Linked DNA regions of Homo sapiens: region 2 is linked to region 1. Evidence: chromatin loops called from intact Hi-C (ENCODE). Cell type or tissue: CD14-positive monocyte. All regions are shown on one strand. Each heading gives the region's core, and the rest is flanking DNA. Links, peaks and the distances in the headings are about the cores only.

Region 1 (8,807 bases), core at 4,663-8,662:
AGAACAACAAAATGATGGAAAATCATGGACACAAGAAAATATCTGTGAGTCCTAGACCAGCTGGGACTATGGGTCTCATCTGCTCTTTAAGAATGGCAGTCATTCGTGGGGAAATGAAAACCTCTGTTTCATCTCTTATCAAAGTGATTTGCAGAGAGGCACAATAGTAGGCTAAATGAGGCACATCTTACTTCCTGAGATCCTGGCAGGAAAATCCCCACCCCACGGCTCTTCTGGCTGGGATCTTAGCTGTCAGAACAGACTAAGTGCTCACTGTTTTAAGACTGAGTGGAGTGACAGCTTTAGAACGCTTGATCTTTAAATTCCAACGGATCTGGACCAGGTGCAAAGGTTTGGGGTGTAGCACAGCACTTTTAAAGCTGGCTAAGAGTCAGAGATGCATTTATACCTGAACACATTTATAGTCCCTGATTATCCCTGCTCCCTAAGCCTTGAAAACAGTCACTCACTTTAAAAGGTGAGATTCTATTTGGTGAAGTGAGAGATAGAGTTTACCTTCTTTACACTGGTTCCAGGATTTTCTACGGACATGAAATTATTGTTGCAGTTAAGTGCATGGTAATCCCCAGAACCCATGGGAAAGAGATGGAGGTGTATGGCTTTGCACTTATGACAGAAAGTTTCCGGAGACATATGCCATTGCCAACCAAAGCACAACACGCAACCACCACAGGTAATTTTAAATCTCCTAAGTTGCAGGTGTCATTAGACAGGAAGTGTGTAAGCAGGTGGCAAGAGCTGACACACTCTTAACCCTCATACAAGCAGCAGAGTGAAGACTGTGAGGCTTGGCGTGTTCATTCAGAGACAGTGTTTCGGATGGGGCTATGACAGAAGAGGAAAATAAGAGATGCCAGGCAACTCTTGAGCGGGAAGGCTGGGGCAATTCTATGTCTCAGGAACCCTCAGAAAATATTATTACTTTAAGGGTTTTTTTTTAATGGTCCATGCTGATGCTAGGACTAAACAATAATTTTGTGTACACACCAAGTTTTTTATGATAAACACTCTAATTCCCTGAGAATATGGCTCTGTATCAAAGAAAATTCCTCTTACCAAATGCCATTTCTTGCTGAAGAAGTAGCCTTCATGGTCACAGTCTGGGCACCTGTGCAAAAGGGGACATCTTATCCCTGATATAAAGGTTTGGGACACCATGAGGTCATCTTCTTGCTGACAGGTAATTATTATATCATCTGTGAGTACACTGACAGTATTTGCATGGGGATTTGAGATGCTCTCAGAAAAACATTTTTGAAATGTTCAAATGACTGAGAGCTAATAGTAGTGATTAGATCCATTCAACTGAGAAAAAGAGAGCAAGAGACAGAAACAGAGATAGAAAGAGATAGAGAGAAAGAGAGACAGAAAAAAGATAAAGACAGTATGACAGAAACAGAGAGAGAGAGAGAAAGAGAAAGGAAGGAAGGAAGGAAGAAAAAGAAAGAAAGAGAAAGAAAGAAAAAGAGAAAGAAAGAAAGAAAGAAAGAAAGAAAGAAAGAAAGAAAGAAAGAAAGAAAGAAAGAAACATCTCTGAAATTCTTGGAGAAACCACATGGAAATAAGATATCAGATGAGGACCCTGATGTCTAAGAACTGAGATGAAGGAGGAGGCAATGAGTCTGGATGTGTTTCTTCCCAACCTTGGGGTCTTGCCTCCTGAATGTTATTCTTTTTCTATTCTGAGAACTTTGTACAAAAGGCTGCCTGGAAGGGAGAAGAAAAGAATCAAGTTGGAACAAATTGTCTCTGTGATAGAAATGAACTTGGCAGGAGTGGAGAAACTTTTATTCCCTGTTTCCATAGGCACATGTGAAGTATCTGATCTGTGTCAAACATGGTGTATGAGATGTCTCAGAATAAAGGACATGAAAACTTCCAAAGAGCCTGCCTGTATTAAGTCAATATTGTAGTCAAGAAAAGTGGACATTACACACAATAAATAATAGATAGAGTATGCATTGTGTTAAAAGATAATAAGTGCATTGTGAGAAGGAAAAGAAGTAATGTGCTCCACAGAATAGTAAAAAATTTTGCAAGCAGGTTGTTTGGCTGACTGGAGCTGAAACTCTTCCCCAAGTCTTCAGGCTGTTTGTCCTGCAGATTTTGGACTCACCAAGTGCCAACAATTACATGAACCCATTCCTAGATAGCAAGATAAGTAGATATAGATATGCACATATGTACATATATCGGTTCTGTTTCTCTGGAGAACACTTACAAATACATAATTTGATCATAGGAATGATTCTAGATGAACTGAATCTTAATATGTTTTGTCTACTGTTTCTGAGGTTTATGGAACTGGCTGTCTGATTAGATTTAAAGACATTAAGACAGTATGACAGAAACAGAAAGAGAAAGAAAGAGAAAGGAAGAAAGGAAGGAAGGAAGAAGGAAGGAAGGAAGTCTGTGATAGTCCGTGGCATGATGTGGCATTAGGGGTACACCACTAGATGCTCCTAATCCTACACTTATAAGGAACGAGAATCTGGGTGGCCTTGCATACACCTTTGAAGATTGTTGTCAAACTATTAAGTATAGTATGTGTGGCTGTTTTGTCATTGGATAAAGAGGTAAAGAAAAAGATGAGCCCAGAGATTAGAATTTCCAGTTCAAGCACCACTACATAAATATCTGAGGTTTCTATGTGTGCCCTGAAAGAGACTCTTATCATCTGTAGCTGTAGGGGTGAGATTGCTGAAAATCAAACCGAGAATCTCATCCTTGAAGTGGCTGTATTACAATTCAAGCGGAGTCCCCAGCCTCACAGGGTATCTACTGTTCAAGTAATGCCATTGGTCAGGAATGGGTGAGATCTTGAAAGATGGAATGAGGATGTATATTAAGACCCTGATACAGCTGAGGATATCAAGCCCCTAACTTTGAATGAGTCTTCTTTGCCAATAGAAGCATCCTCTCTATCTGCAAGGGAGGAGATTAACCCTGTACTGTCTGAGGAAACAATACTGGCCTCCCCTGAGGCAGTTGCCATGCAAGGCTATGCTGATTCTCCTTAGGATACATCCTGACCAACCCTCTTTGCTTCTAGACCTATAACTAGATTCAAGTCTCGCAGGCCCTGAAAAGTGTGTTACAAAGTGTGGCTCATGAGAAGTTGTGCTACACTCCAAAGTAATTTATTTATTTTTCTAATTTATCCATACAGAAGTCTGAGGAACACGTGTCAGAGTGGATATTAAGGGTTTAGGATAATGGTGAAAAGAACATAAAGTTGAGTCGGACCGAATTTATATATATAAGCTCACTAAACAGAGATTGCACATTTAATGTTGCATCTTGGAGAACCGGAAATGATTCTACCAGTTTGTCTGGTTGATTGGCTGAAACATGGAGCAAAAGCTGGCCTGCAGTAAATAAACTCAAAATGCCAGACATGCCTTGGTTTGCTGCAGAGGAATTAACTTAAAGGCTTAGGAAGACTGTAATGTTACCATGCATGTATCAAACCTAGTAACCCACATTGGAAGCATCAGAAGATGTATCTTTCAACAATATTGCAAAGGGAGCTCTGGCATCCTTGAGGAGCTCTGTGATTTCTCTTCTCTGGAAGCTGGAACCTACAGTGGAACTGCTGAATTTTAAAAAATCTAAATGTAATGGGAGTAATTTGGCCCCTACCTCTTGGCCCCCAGAGAGACAGGGGCCAAGTAGAGGAACTCAGCCACCAAAGGCAAGGTGGGTTTGGTTACCATGATGGACAGCAAAGTCAAACCAGCGATCGGAATAGTCCCGCAGACTTATGGTGTTGGCTAGTTGATCACGGCATTCTAACAAGGGAGATAGATAGGAAACCTACTAAATTCTCACTTGATCTGTATAAGCAGAAAATTTCTATGTCAAGTGAACAAAAGTCAACCCAAATCATAAAAGCAGAGAGCCACAGTCTCTCAATCAATGGCTAGCACTGAGTCAGTTCATAGAGCCAGAATCCCCTGAATTAAAGGGATCCCAGGCAGGGTTCCCGTGAGGGCACTGTCCCTGGTACACTACCAAGAATATATACTCTTAATCTTTCTCCTGGACTTTGGTTAAAGGGACCTGCAGCCTTTTACAATGGCAATGGAGCCTTGGGGAAAATAATCAGATAATTTGGGCATTACTGGAAATGGGGTATGAACTGACATTAATTCCAGGAGACCCGAAACGTCACTGTGGCCCTCCAGTCAGAGTAGTGGCTGCTAGAGGCAAGGTGATTGGTGGAGTTTGAGCTCACGTGTTCCATAGTGAATCCAGTGTATCCCTAAACCCACCCTGTGGCTGTATCCCCAGTTCCAGAGGGCAACATTGGAATAGACATATTCAACAACTATCACAACCCCCACAGTGGTTCCCTCACTTGTTGAGTGAGGGTTATTAGAGTGGGCCCAGTGGGAGCCACTAGAACTGCCTCTTCCCAGCTAAACTGTAAACCAAAAGCAGTCTTGCATTCCTGGAGGAATTCCATATATTGGGACTTGAAGCGTGCAGAGACAGTGATTCCCACAACCTTGCCATTCACCTCTCCTATTTTACCTCCACAGAAGACGCAGGGATCTTGGATAATGATATTAGATTATTGTAAGCTTAATCAGATCCAATTGAAGATGTTGTAACAGATGTGGTTTTGTAGTTTGAGCAAATTAATACATCCCCTGATACCCAGTATTCAGCCATTGATGTGTTAAATATTTTTTTCTCCATCACTGTTAATAAGAACCATCAGGAACAGTTTCCTTTCATTTGGCAAGGGCATCAGTACACCTTCACAGTCCTACCTCAGGGTCTGGGAAAGCACCTGGGGGTTGTGATCGGGGTCTCAGTGGCCTTCAGCTGGTGCTCTTCCTCCTCTTCTTTCTCCTCTGACACTGGCCTCAGGGCCAACACAGGACATTGGGTGAGTAGGAAGTTGGCGGGGAGACCCATGGGCTGACTGAAGGTGGGGTCAGGGCACCACCAACCAGACAGATTCCAGATGGGAAAGTTCAGCTCAGAAAAACGGCTCCAGCATTTCCCAGTGAGAAAACCTAGAAAGAAGAGAATAAATGTGAACATACATGAACATACCTTATTCTTTTGGTTGTTTCATCTAACGACGTTTTTAAAACATCTATGCAAGTGTGTTTTCAGCTTTCCTTCTTTTCTCTTGAGTTCTCTGTGCAGGGCAGGTGGCTCTCATGATCCCAAGGCTGAAGCTCTGTCCCTCTTCACCCAGCCCAGAGGGAGGCTGATTTCCAAAGTCCTGTGGGGACTGTGGAGTCAGAGAACGACAGAGGCCTGTGGAGGAGGTAATTCTGCCCGAAGACCCCAGACGCCCACCTACCCCCACAACCTCCTCACTGGCCCTCACACTCCCATGTCCTTCCCCGGGTCCAGCCCAGCTGCTGATGTCCAGGAAGAAAACTTCTGTGACAGGAAGAGGGGGGCACCTGAGGGTGGAGACAGAAGCCCCAAAGTTTCGGTAGCAATGATAGCAGGGGAAAAGGCTGAGAAGGGCTTGGGACTCTTTTATATAATATATAAATTAATATAAAAATTAATTCACCTTCACAATGTCTGTCTAATGCATTTCAACAACTGTCTGTGTTTTCCTCATGTATCTTGGTTGTCATTCCTGTGGGGCGGCTCCTCCCACGCACCTGACCTTTCATAAAGGGTTTCTCCCACGGCTGTCCAGGCATCAGCCTGATGAAGGGGATTGTTGCCGCTGCTCCTCCCCACTCCCCCAAACTCAGTGTCAGCTCAAGATTGTGCCCAGCAGGGATGGGACCAACGCCAGTCTCACACTCACCTGTGGGGCAGAGCAGACGCCCATGTCAGACCACCGTGGATTGAATCTGTTTCTCACACACAGGGGAGGGGCTGAGCACTGACCATGGCCTCCAGTGAGTGAGCAGAGACCCCCCAGCGCCTGTCCACACACACAGGGGAGGGGGAGCCACAGCTTCCAGCGTCACCCAGAGCCCTGACCCCTCCCTGCCTGGGAGGACGTGGGGTTCCTCTTCTGTCCCACACGGAGGTGGGAGCCTCCTCCTCCCTAATGACCCTGGGTGGTCCCAGACACCTGTGGCCACTCAGCATTGAACTCTGCTCATGGAAGGGGATGCGTCTCAATGTGAGGAACTGTTCTTCCTCTTTCTGTGCCCGTGGCTGTGATGATCTGCATATTTCAGATGTATCACAAGGAGAATTTCATGGTATTTGGAGCCGATGTGGGCTCTTGAGTGGGGGCGTCAATCATCCTCCTGGACTGTGGAGCCCAGCACCAGGATCCTCTCCCGTCCCCACCCTCCTGTCTGAACTGGTCTGGAAATTCACCATGGCTGAGCCTCCCATGTCCTGGGCACCACTGACCCCCACAGCCACTGTGATGAGTGGGGTTCACGACAGCAGGCTCAGAGGTGACATTCATGTCCAAAGTCACATAAACCCTGGATGATAATCAGGAATTAAATACAAATCAGCTCACCTTCCCCAGAATCAGATTACAGACCTAACAAATTCTTCTGAAAACTCTGAACATGGACGGAGGTGCCGAGGGAAGGCCAAGGACGCAAGGGACACTGAGGGGGCGGGACCGACTCAGAGCCTCATTCCCGGGGTGGGGGTGGGTGATGTTGCAACAAAGAGAAAAGGGGAAGTACAGGAGAGGGACGGTTTGGTAGGAAGGAAACACACACTCTCAAGACAGAACAAATATGTTTTATTATAGTTAATCCCTGCATTTCCCCTTTTGAGACAGGGTCTCACTCTGTCACTGAGGCTGGAATGCTAAGGGGTGATCATAGCTCCCTGCAGCCTCCGCCTCCCAGGCCGAAGTATTCCTCCCACCTCAGCCTCCTGAGTAGCTGGGACTAGAGATGTGAGCTGCCATGCCTGGCTAATTTTTTGCTTTTTTTATACAGACAAGGTCTTGCTATGTGGCCCAGGGTAATCTGAAGCTCCTGGCCTCTAGCCTTCACCCACCTCAGCCTCCTGAAGTGCTGGGATTCCAGGCATGAGCCACCATGGTAGACCCTGCATTACTCCTCTGTGCTCACTGCCACACGCAGCTCAACCTGAGCTACACAGCCAGGTGTCAGGTGCGTCTCTGCTGATCTGAGTCTAACTGCAGCATGGACCTGGGTTTTCCCTGAAGCATCTCCAGGGCTGGAGGGACGACCGCCATGGTAAGGACCCCGCAACGCTGAGCTGATGGACGGGCTGAAGGAGGGAGGGAGACCCCATGGGGAAGCTCTGAGAAGGAAGAGGAAGCCTCTGCTCACCCTCATCTGGAAGGGCAGACGCAGGAGGGCACCAGTTCTATTTGCTGCTACATCCCAGGTCTCAAGGAGATGAGGATAAACCAGACAGACAGTGGCTGGGGGGCAGGAAAGACCCCATTACAGTCTGAAATGTCTGCAGAGGGCCTGGTGCCTGCCCCCACCTCAGCCCTAAAGGTATGACAGCCAGGCTCCTGAGAGGGCAGTTGCACTTCCTGTGTGGTTGCACATAACAAAACCCCATGACAAGAAGGATCCAGCCTCCGAGTGTCCACACCCTGTGCGTCTCTCTGTCCTGCCAGCACTGAGGGCTCATCCATCCGCAGAGCAGGGCAGTGGGAGGAGACGCCATGACCCCCATCCTCACGGTCCTGATCTGTCTCGGTGAGATTTGAAGAGGGAGGGGAGCTTCTAACCTAGGAGGGACCTCACCCCACAGCCAAACTCTGGTCCCTAAGGAGACCCCAGGGGCTCACAAAGATCCCAGGGAGGGGAGGACCTGCCCAGGCTTCAGGGGAAAAATCCCTCACAGGGAACTCTCTTCCAGGGCTGAGTCTGGGCCCCAGGACCCACGTGCAGGCAGGTGAGTCTGTTCCCAGCTGTCCCAGGTCCCTCCTCCTCACTAGGGACAAGGGGCCACCCCCGTGCAGCTGGGGATGGGGAATAGCAGTTCTGGGCTGACTGATGGGGGTGTCTGGAGGGTCCTGCAGCTGAGAGCTGAGATCTGTTGGGTGGGAAATGACTTAGAATCCGACCTCTGATTTCCTTCCAGGGCACCTCCCCAAGCCCACCCTCTGGGCTGAGCCAGGCTCTGTGATCATCCAGGGAAGTCCTGTGACCCTCAGGTGTCAGGGGAGCCTTCAGGCTGAGGAGTACCATCTATATAGGGAAAACAAATCAGCATCCTGGGTTAGACGGATACAAGAGCCTGGGAAGAATGGCCAGTTCCCCATCCCATCCATCACCTGGGAACACGCAGGGCGGTATCACTGTCAGTACTACAGCCACAATCACTCATCAGAGTACAGTGACCCCCTGGAGCTGGTGGTGACAGGTGAGAGGACACTCAGGAGTCCCAGCCCCAGGCTCTGCCCTCAGGAAGGGGGTCGGCTCTCAGGGGCATCTCCGCTCTCACAGCTCAACCCTGGGGATGATGTGGGAGGTGGGAGCCCCATTTAACACAGTGCCTCCTTCTCTCCTAGGAGCCTACAGCAAACCCACCCTCTCAGCTCTGCCCAGCCCTGTGGTGACCTCAGGAGGGAACGTGACCCTCCAGTGTGTCTCACAGGTGGCATTTGACGGCTTCATTCTGTGTAAGGAAGGAGAAGATGAACACCCACAACGCCTGAACTCCCATTCCCATGCCCGTGGGTGGTCCTGGGCCATCTTCTCCGTGGGCCCCGTGAGCCCGAGTCGCAGGTGGTCGTACAGGTGCTATGCTTATGACTCGAACTCTCCCTATGTGTGGTCTCTACCCAGTGATCTCCTGGAGCTCCTGGTCCCAGGTGAGAAATTCACAGAATT
Region 2 (7,742 bases), core at 2,223-6,222, 58 kb after region 1:
TCTTTTACTCTATCATAGTTAAGACATTGATGTTATTTATTAATTTGTTCACATTAAACTCATGTTCTTTCTTCATTTCTGTAAAAATGTCAACCATTTTCTTTGCAATATTTACTGAATAACGTACTCCTTATTTCCTTCATTCTGAAAGTGTGATCCATAGAGAGATACCTGTTTCCTCTTCTCATTCCATTTCTTGTGTGCATTAATTATGTTTTCTACTTTATTCATTTCTAGTTTTTCTCTGATGACTAATGAAAAATTTAATAGATATTCCACACCAATACTATGCTCATCATTTCAGCTGTGTCTTGTTCTTGATGCAATTATTTCTAAATGTGTTGATATGATTTACTATTTTTCACCTCACAGTAGCTTCCTAATTCATTTCTATAATTGCCTGTTTTTTCTGTAATGGACTTTTTGATTTTTATTTCTCTTGGGTGGGTTTTTCTCCCACACATGTGATCTTCCATACAGTTTCTCCCCGGGCTGACTCAGGAAGGAAAGCTGATGAGGAGCATTGCTGTGGTCACTCCTGCCCTGCGGTGTCCATGCTGCCAAGCTTAGAATCAGCTCTGTGTTCTGTCCGGCATGGTGGGGCCCATGTGAGCCTCACACTCACGTGCTAGAGATGCCTGGTCCAGCAGTGATAAAGCGCATCTGTGTCATGCACACCCGGGAAGGTGGCTCAATGCTGAGTGTGGCCCGGGTCACTGAGGGGAGCTATCCCAGGGTCTGTCCACAAACACAGAAGAGGGAGAACAACAGTCTCTCTAGGGTCCCACGGTTTCCTCCATTTTTTGCTTTGTTCTGAGAGAGAGACAAAGTGCCATGGCTGCTCTGTGGGTTGGACAGATGCATGCTTTCACCTGCAGGCTGGAACCCAAGCTGAGGTCTTCAGCATCCCCAAGTACTGATAAAGCACTTTAGGTTGTTTTTAGAAAACACTGAAAAATTAACCCTTTTGCTAAAGAGGTAGAAACAAGCCCTCCCCTCAACGAAATTCCTGAAACTCTCAGGTTAAACTTCGTAACCCAATCCCTTCACTGCAGACACCCAATAGGAAAGTCACATGTGCAAGGATGAGATGACTTTGGTCAAGCTCAGACCCCACAGGGCCAGGAAGGCCTGAAGGAGAGGAGGCCCATGCTTCCAGCTCTCAGATAAGAGCTGCTTCTAAGGACTTTTTAAAAACCCCACAAGAAACCCTTCCATGTCCTTCACCCCCTCCTGCTTTGACGAGGTTTATCACTAGATATTCTTTAGGATGTCAGGAATTCAGATAAGATGCTCTCGAGAAAAAACTTGCCCAGCAACGGCATCTCCTCCAATGGACTGACAGCAACTCTGGCTTTGAACCTCTGGAATCAGGGAACTCTGTTTCTAAGCAGCTCTGTCAGCCTCTCTCTTGTTGCTGATAAGAACTTCCTTTACTTCTGTATGTCAGAGAGCTCTCTCTATGGTGCTTTTCCTCTACTCTCACACCACAGGAATCATCCTCACAGAAGAAGACTTCTAGGACCAGATGTGTGGGATTTTTTTTCCTAGACCCAGTAGCGGACGCCAGCTGAGTGTTTAAATGCTTCTTCCCCAGTGCCGTAAACAAATAGCACTTGAACATAAATTTAATTTACTCAGCAAGACCATTTTTATTTTCTGCAGCAAGGGTACACTCACCAGCAGTTTTGCTTCGAGAGTACACAAAACAAAAGAGACAGGGTCATTTATAACCTGACACGTCCACCCTACTGCTCTGTCCGGTTTCCACTGGCTGGAACAGGACCTCACACTCTGTATTTGTCCCGATTGGCTAGTAACTTAGAACTTCTGAAAAGAGGCAAAGGTAGAGCAGAACAAAGGAAGGAGGAAGTAACTTGTGGAATGCTGAGAAAGGTGAAAACACCTTCAAATAAGGAAGAGGAACAGGCTATGACCTAATGCTTGCTTGGACCAGTATAAGCATGCCAGGGCAAATATTTAGGCTAAATTGTGGGAGCTAATAACATAAAGTACATTGATTTATTTATCACGGCTAGCAGATATTTGAGAATGTTAGCATAGCTCTGACACTGTCTACCCAGAGACAGTCCCAGATCCCACAGATTGAATGGTTCAGTCCCCAACACTGCCCCCACACCATTCCCAAGTCCAGACCTCCAGAACTTCTGACTGACTGGCTTCAAGTTGGGGACCCTATGACCACCTCTTTGGGTTTGATTAATTTGCTGTAGCAGCTCACAGAACTCAGAGAGACACTGACGTTTCCTGGTTGAATACAAAGCACACTGCAGAGGACACAGATGAAGAGACTCATAGGAGGAGGCATGGGGGAAGGGGCGCAGGGCTTCCATACCCTCCCTGGGCATCACCCTCCAGGAGTCTCCACATGCTCAACCACCCAGAAACCCACGAAACCCAGTCTTCTTGGGTTTTTATGAAGCTTCATGATGTCAGTATTTCCTCCCACAAGGAACAGGCTGAGACCATCTTCTGGGAGGGTCTTAAGAGCCACCATCAGAAAGGCAGGGACATTAGAGTCTTGCCTTGGGCAGGTGAAGGAAGGGCAGGAGGAGGTCAGAGGCCTCCCCTAAGGCCTAACACAGCCAATGTTATAACAAAAGACTGTAACAAGGGCTATGGAGCTATGAGCCAGGAACCGCAGGTGAAAACCAGTGTGTATCACAACATCACACTTCCCTCTCCGGACACACTGTGGCTTGCCATGCCATGCACTCCAGATTGTAATCCTTGCTTCTCACTCCCAAATAAACTCAAAATCCAGACAACCCTGGAGCAACGCAGCCTTGAATTCCTGGGGTCTCTTATATGCACACTTTTTTCAACCAAACGGGGGTCAAAACTGTAGCATTTGTGGGATGCAAGACTTGTGTATATGAACGGCAGACTTTTCCTATATGCAGGCCCAGCAGAGACAATGTCGGGGCTGGAGTACGAGCAGGTGTTGGTGCATGTAGCGGGTACTGAAACGAATTGCCTGTGTATCCCAAGAAACAACTCTACTGAGAGATCATATTCTCTAGGGGTTTATTTTTGTTTTTATTTTTATTTTAAGTTAAAGCTTCGGGTAGAACACCCAGTGTCTCCTTGTCCATCTGAAGAAGATGCTGCTATGTGGAAGCACATCCTTGAGATCCACAAGGAGACACTGGGCAAGGAGACGAGGGTGCCCCACTGTGCAGAAGTCTCCCTAATAAATGATCTATGAACACCCTGGTGTTTAGTGCTTCTTTCTTTGGAATCCCAGCAGCTCTGTCACTGGACGGTTTGGTGCACTCCCTTGAGGGAATTCCCCTGGGCTGCTTGGGGTCCACTCCAGCCTCAGGTGTAGCTGGAGGACGCAGCCTCCCACCTTGGTCTGGAGCCCTGAGCCCCTCACTGTCATTGCAGATCCCGAGGTTCCTCTCCTGGCTCCACTCAGTGGTGGAAACCTCCACCCTAATGAGCCCTTGATGGTCCCAGGTCCCTGTGGCATCTCACCTGTGGCCTCTGTTCTTTCCTGTGGATCCATCTACACTTGGGAACTTCCACATCTCTTTTTCTGCTCATGACATTGATGCTCTGGGTATTTCAGAAATGCCCAGATAGATGGACAAATACACGTCCATCTATCCATTAGGGTCAGATGTGAGATCCAGAGTGGACACATCAATCACCTACGTAGACTGTGGAGTCCAACGCCAAGATCCTCTTATGTCCCAAACACCTCAGGTCTTACCCTGGTCTGGAAATCAGGCACAAATGAGCCCCTCCTAATGTTCCAGCACCACTGACCGTACAACCACTGTCACGAGTGGGATTTGTGACAACAGTCGGCAAAGGAAGAATCTGAGGCTCAGAGATGGTTCATTACCGCCCGAGGTCACGTAGGCAGTGGATGATAACCAGTCGTTGAATAAATATAACTCCCCCCCAACTCCCCAAATCAAAGCTCAAATATAAGTCATTGTTCCCAAAGCGTTGAACAGGGATTGAGGTGCAGAGGGACGGCCAAGTAAGCAAAGGGCACCGAGGAGGCAGGAAAGACTCAGAGATTTGTTCCCGGGGGGTGGGGTTGGACACTGTAGCAAAATATTTTAAAAAGGGGAAGTTAAGAGGGGACTATTTGGTTGAAAGAAAACCCACAATCCAGTGTCAAGAAAGAAGTCAACTTTTCTTCCCTATTTCCCTGCATTTCTCTTCTGTGCTCACTGCCACACGCAGCTCAGCCTGGGCGGCACAGCCAGATGCGAGATGCGTCTCTGCTGATCTGAGTCTGCCTGCAGCATGGACCTGGGTCTTCCCTGAAGCATCTCCAGGGCTGGAGGGACGACTGCCATGGTAAGGACCCCACAACACTGAGCTGATGGACGGCTGAAGGAGGGAGGGTGACCATGTGGGAGGCTGTGAGAAGGAAGGAGATGCCTCCGCTACCCTCGTCAGGAAGGGCAGACACAGGAAGGAACCAGTTTTATTTGCTGCTACATCCTGGCTCTCAGTGGGATGAAAACAAACCAGACAGACGGTGGCTGGGGGTCAGGAAAGGGCCCATTACCATCTGAAATGATGCAGAGGGCCTAGTGACTGCCCCCACCTCAGCCCTAATGGAATGAGAGCAAGGGTCCTGGGGAGGGCAGTTCCACTTCCTGTGTGGCTGCAGATGACAGCACCCCATGAGAAGAAGGACCCAGCCTCCGATTGGCCACACTCTGTGTGTCTCTCTATCCTGCCAGCACCGAGGGCTCATCCATCCACAGAGCAGGGCAGTGGGAGGAGACGCCATGACCCCCATCCTCACGGTCCTGATCTGTCTCGGTGAGATTTGAAGAAGGAGGGGAGCTTCTAACCTAAGAGGGACCTCACCCCACAGCCAAACTCTTGTCCCTAAGGAGACCCCAGGGGCTCACAAAGATCCCAGGGAGGGGAGGACCTGCCCAGGCTTCAGGGGGCAAATCCCTCACCGGGAACTCTCTTCCAGGGCTGAGTCTGGGCCCCCGGACCCACGTGCAGGCAGGTGAGTCTGTCCCCAGCTCTTCCAGGTCCCTCCTCCTCACTGGGGACAAGGGGCCACCCCCGTGCCGCTGGGGATGGGGAATAGCAGTTCTGGGCTGACTGATGGGGGCGTCTGGAGGGTCCTGGGCTGAGAGCTGGAATCTGCTGGGTTGGGTGGGAAATGAGTTAGAATCTGACTCCTGATTTCCTTCCAGGGCACCTCCCCAAGCCCACCCTCTGGGCTGAACCAGGCTCTGTGATCACCCAGGGGAGTCCTGTGACCCTCAGGTGTCAGGGGGGCCAGGAGACCCAGGAGTACCGTCTATATAGAGAAAAGAAAACAGCACCCTGGATTACACGGATCCCACAGGAGCTTGTGAAGAAGGGCCAGTTCCCCATCCCATCCATCACCTGGGAACACACAGGGCGGTATCGCTGTTACTATGGTAGCGACACTGCAGGCCGCTCAGAGAGCAGTGACCCCCTGGAGCTGGTGGTGACAGGTGAGCTGACACTCAGGGGTCCCAGCCCCAGACTCTGCCCTCAGGAAGGGGGACGGCTCTCAGGGGCTTCTCCCTCTCACAGCCCAGCCCTGGGGATGACGCGGGTGGTCTGAGCCACATTTAACACGGTGCCTCCTTCTCTCCTAGGAGCCTACATCAAACCCACCCTCTCAGCCCAGCCCAGCCCCGTGGTGAACTCAGGAGGGAATGTAACCCTCCAGTGTGACTCACAGGTGGCATTTGATGGCTTCATTCTGTGTAAGGAAGGAGAAGATGAACACCCACAATGCCTGAACTCCCAGCCCCATGCCCGTGGGTCGTCCCGCGCCATCTTCTCCGTGGGCCCCGTGAGCCCGAGTCGCAGGTGGTGGTACAGGTGCTATGCTTATGACTCGAACTCTCCCTATGAGTGGTCTCTACCCAGTGATCTCCTGGAGCTCCTGGTCCTAGGTGAGAAATTCACAGCATTGCCTGGAGTTCCCTGAGTCTCCAGGCAGGTGGGGAGCAGCCGCGTCTCAGGGCAGTTCCAGGTGGGATGATGTTGGGGCGAGAGGGCTCAGGGCTCCTGGGGCCAGAGACACAGGAAGATCAGCAGTGATGTGGCCCCGGGGGAAAGGGAAGATTTGTGGGGAAGCCTGAGGGTCGGCTCCTGGAAACCATGACCACCTTTTCCCAGGTGTTTCTAAGAAGCCATCACTCTCAGTGCAGCCAGGTCCTATCGTGGCCCCTGAGGAGACCCTGACTCTGCAGTGTGGCTCTGATGCTGGCTACAACAGATTTGTTCTGTATAAGGACGGGGAACGTGACTTCCTTCAGCTCGCTGGCGCACAGCCCCAGGCTGGGCTCTCCCAGGCCAACTTCACCCTGGGCCCTGTGAGCCGCTCCTACGGGGGCCAGTACAGATGCTACGGTGCACACAACCTCTCCTCCGAGTGGTCGGCCCCCAGCGACCCCCTGGACATCCTGATCGCAGGTGAGGAGCCCAGCGGGTTCAGTCAGGGACCCAGGCTCCGCACAGGCCCTGCCGGGGGAGCTCAGGTAGTGATGGCCGGGATGAGGGATGGGGGTCCCAAGGGAGGGAGAGACAGACAGAGACAGGGGATGGGCGGGGAGGGGGAGACTCAGAGAAAACAGAGACAGAGACACTGAGGGTCCCAGAGGGAGACCTGGGGAGGTGTCAGCTCAGAGCAAGGTGGGGCAGCCCCTCGCCCATCCTTCTTCTCTCCAGGACAGTTCTATGACAGAGTCTCCCTCTCGGTGCAGCCGGGCCCCACGGTGGCCTCAGGAGAGAACGTGACCCTGCTGTGTCAGTCACAGGGATGGATGCAAACTTTCCTTCTGACCAAGGAGGGGGCAGCTGATGACCCATGGCGTCTAAGATCAACGTACCAATCTCAAAAATACCAGGCTGAATTCCCCATGGGTCCTGTGACCTCAGCCCATGCGGGGACCTACAGGTGCTACGGCTCACAGAGCTCCAAACCCTACCTGCTGACTCACCCCAGTGACCCCCTGGAGCTCGTGGTCTCAGGTGGGGGCCTTGACCCTGTCCTCTCTGAGCTCAAAGTCTCAGCTCAGACCCTGCCCCAGGAGAGCTCTGGGCTGGGATGGAGTGAGCGGGGGTCTGAGAGGGGCTCAGCCAGTGGGAGACTCACCCTCAGAGGGAAGGAGGAGAACAGGGCCCTCCCAGGCCTGCCCACCCTCAGTGGCATCGCCAGCATCATGGACAGGAGAGGCGGGTGGAGGGAGGGGCCTGGGGAGGCCACAGGTCCCATGTAGAGAAATTTGGTTTGAGGTGGAGACTTCAGGAAAGCCCCAGCTCCTCAGCCTCCTCTCATTCTTTTACCCAGGACCGTCTGGGGGCCCCAGCTCCCCGACAACAGGCCCCACCTCCACATCTGGTGAGTCCCTGAGGCTTCTGAACTCAAGGGAGTGCGGCCTCCCCCAGGGCAGCCCTGGGTCTCCCAGAGAATCCCATTCCCCTCAAAGACTCGAGCTTCCCTCCAGGGAGCCGGGCAGAGCCAGAGGAGGGGCCACAGGGTCCCCAGGGCTCTGAGGCTGGGCTGGTGAGGGGTGGGGGGTCAAGGCAGAGAGAAATGTTGGGGCCCAGCCTGGGGGAGGAGCAGCCGGGCTGATGTGGGGAGCAGGGCAGCCCCAGCCCTCACCTCCCCGTCCTGACCCAGCAGGCCCTGAGGACCAGCCCCTCACCCCCACCGGGTCGGATCCCCAGAGTGGTGAGTGACGGGC

What was found. Peaks named below come from ENCODE experiments on the same cell type or tissue, not always from the same donor. Only the 100,000 strongest peaks of a DNase experiment are listed, where the experiment ranks them.
Region 2: it touches region 1 in a loop (2.7-fold over the local background); 1 of 110 quality-filtered maps calls a loop at or near these places.

What each region holds. Positions count from the first base shown.
Region 1 is chr19:54,566,246-54,575,052 of GRCh38, forward strand. LILRA2 (leukocyte immunoglobulin like receptor A2) reads left to right here and starts at 7,545. Exons shown (of 8, transcript NM_001130917.3): 1 at 7,545-7,667; 2 at 7,831-7,866; 3 at 8,056-8,337; 4 at 8,486-8,788. The coding sequence starts at 7,634. LOC105372461 (a long non-coding RNA gene) reads left to right here. Exons shown (of 3, transcript XR_936073.3): 2 at 537-694; 3 at 5,173-5,467. LOC107985347 (a long non-coding RNA gene) reads right to left here and starts at 6,583. Exons shown (of 2, transcript XR_002958419.2): 1 at 6,491-6,583; 2 at 3,146-5,048. In CD14-positive monocyte, for the core only: no CTCF peak of the experiment used is centred there; DNase peaks (open chromatin) are centred at 6,176, 6,626 and 7,516; H3K4me3 peaks cover 3,005 bases; H3K27ac peaks cover 3,026 bases.
Region 2 is chr19:54,626,293-54,634,034 of GRCh38, forward strand. LILRB1 (leukocyte immunoglobulin like receptor B1) reads left to right here and starts at 4,192. Exons shown (of 15, transcript NM_001081637.3): 1 at 4,192-4,341; 2 at 4,734-4,815; 3 at 4,979-5,014; 4 at 5,208-5,495; 5 at 5,643-5,945; 6 at 6,172-6,468; 7 at 6,724-7,026; 8 at 7,346-7,396; 9 at 7,679-7,729. The coding sequence starts at 4,782. In CD14-positive monocyte, for the core only: no CTCF peak of the experiment used is centred there; DNase peaks (open chromatin) are centred at 4,169, 4,659 and 5,709; H3K4me3 peaks cover 2,853 bases; H3K27ac peaks cover 1,828 bases.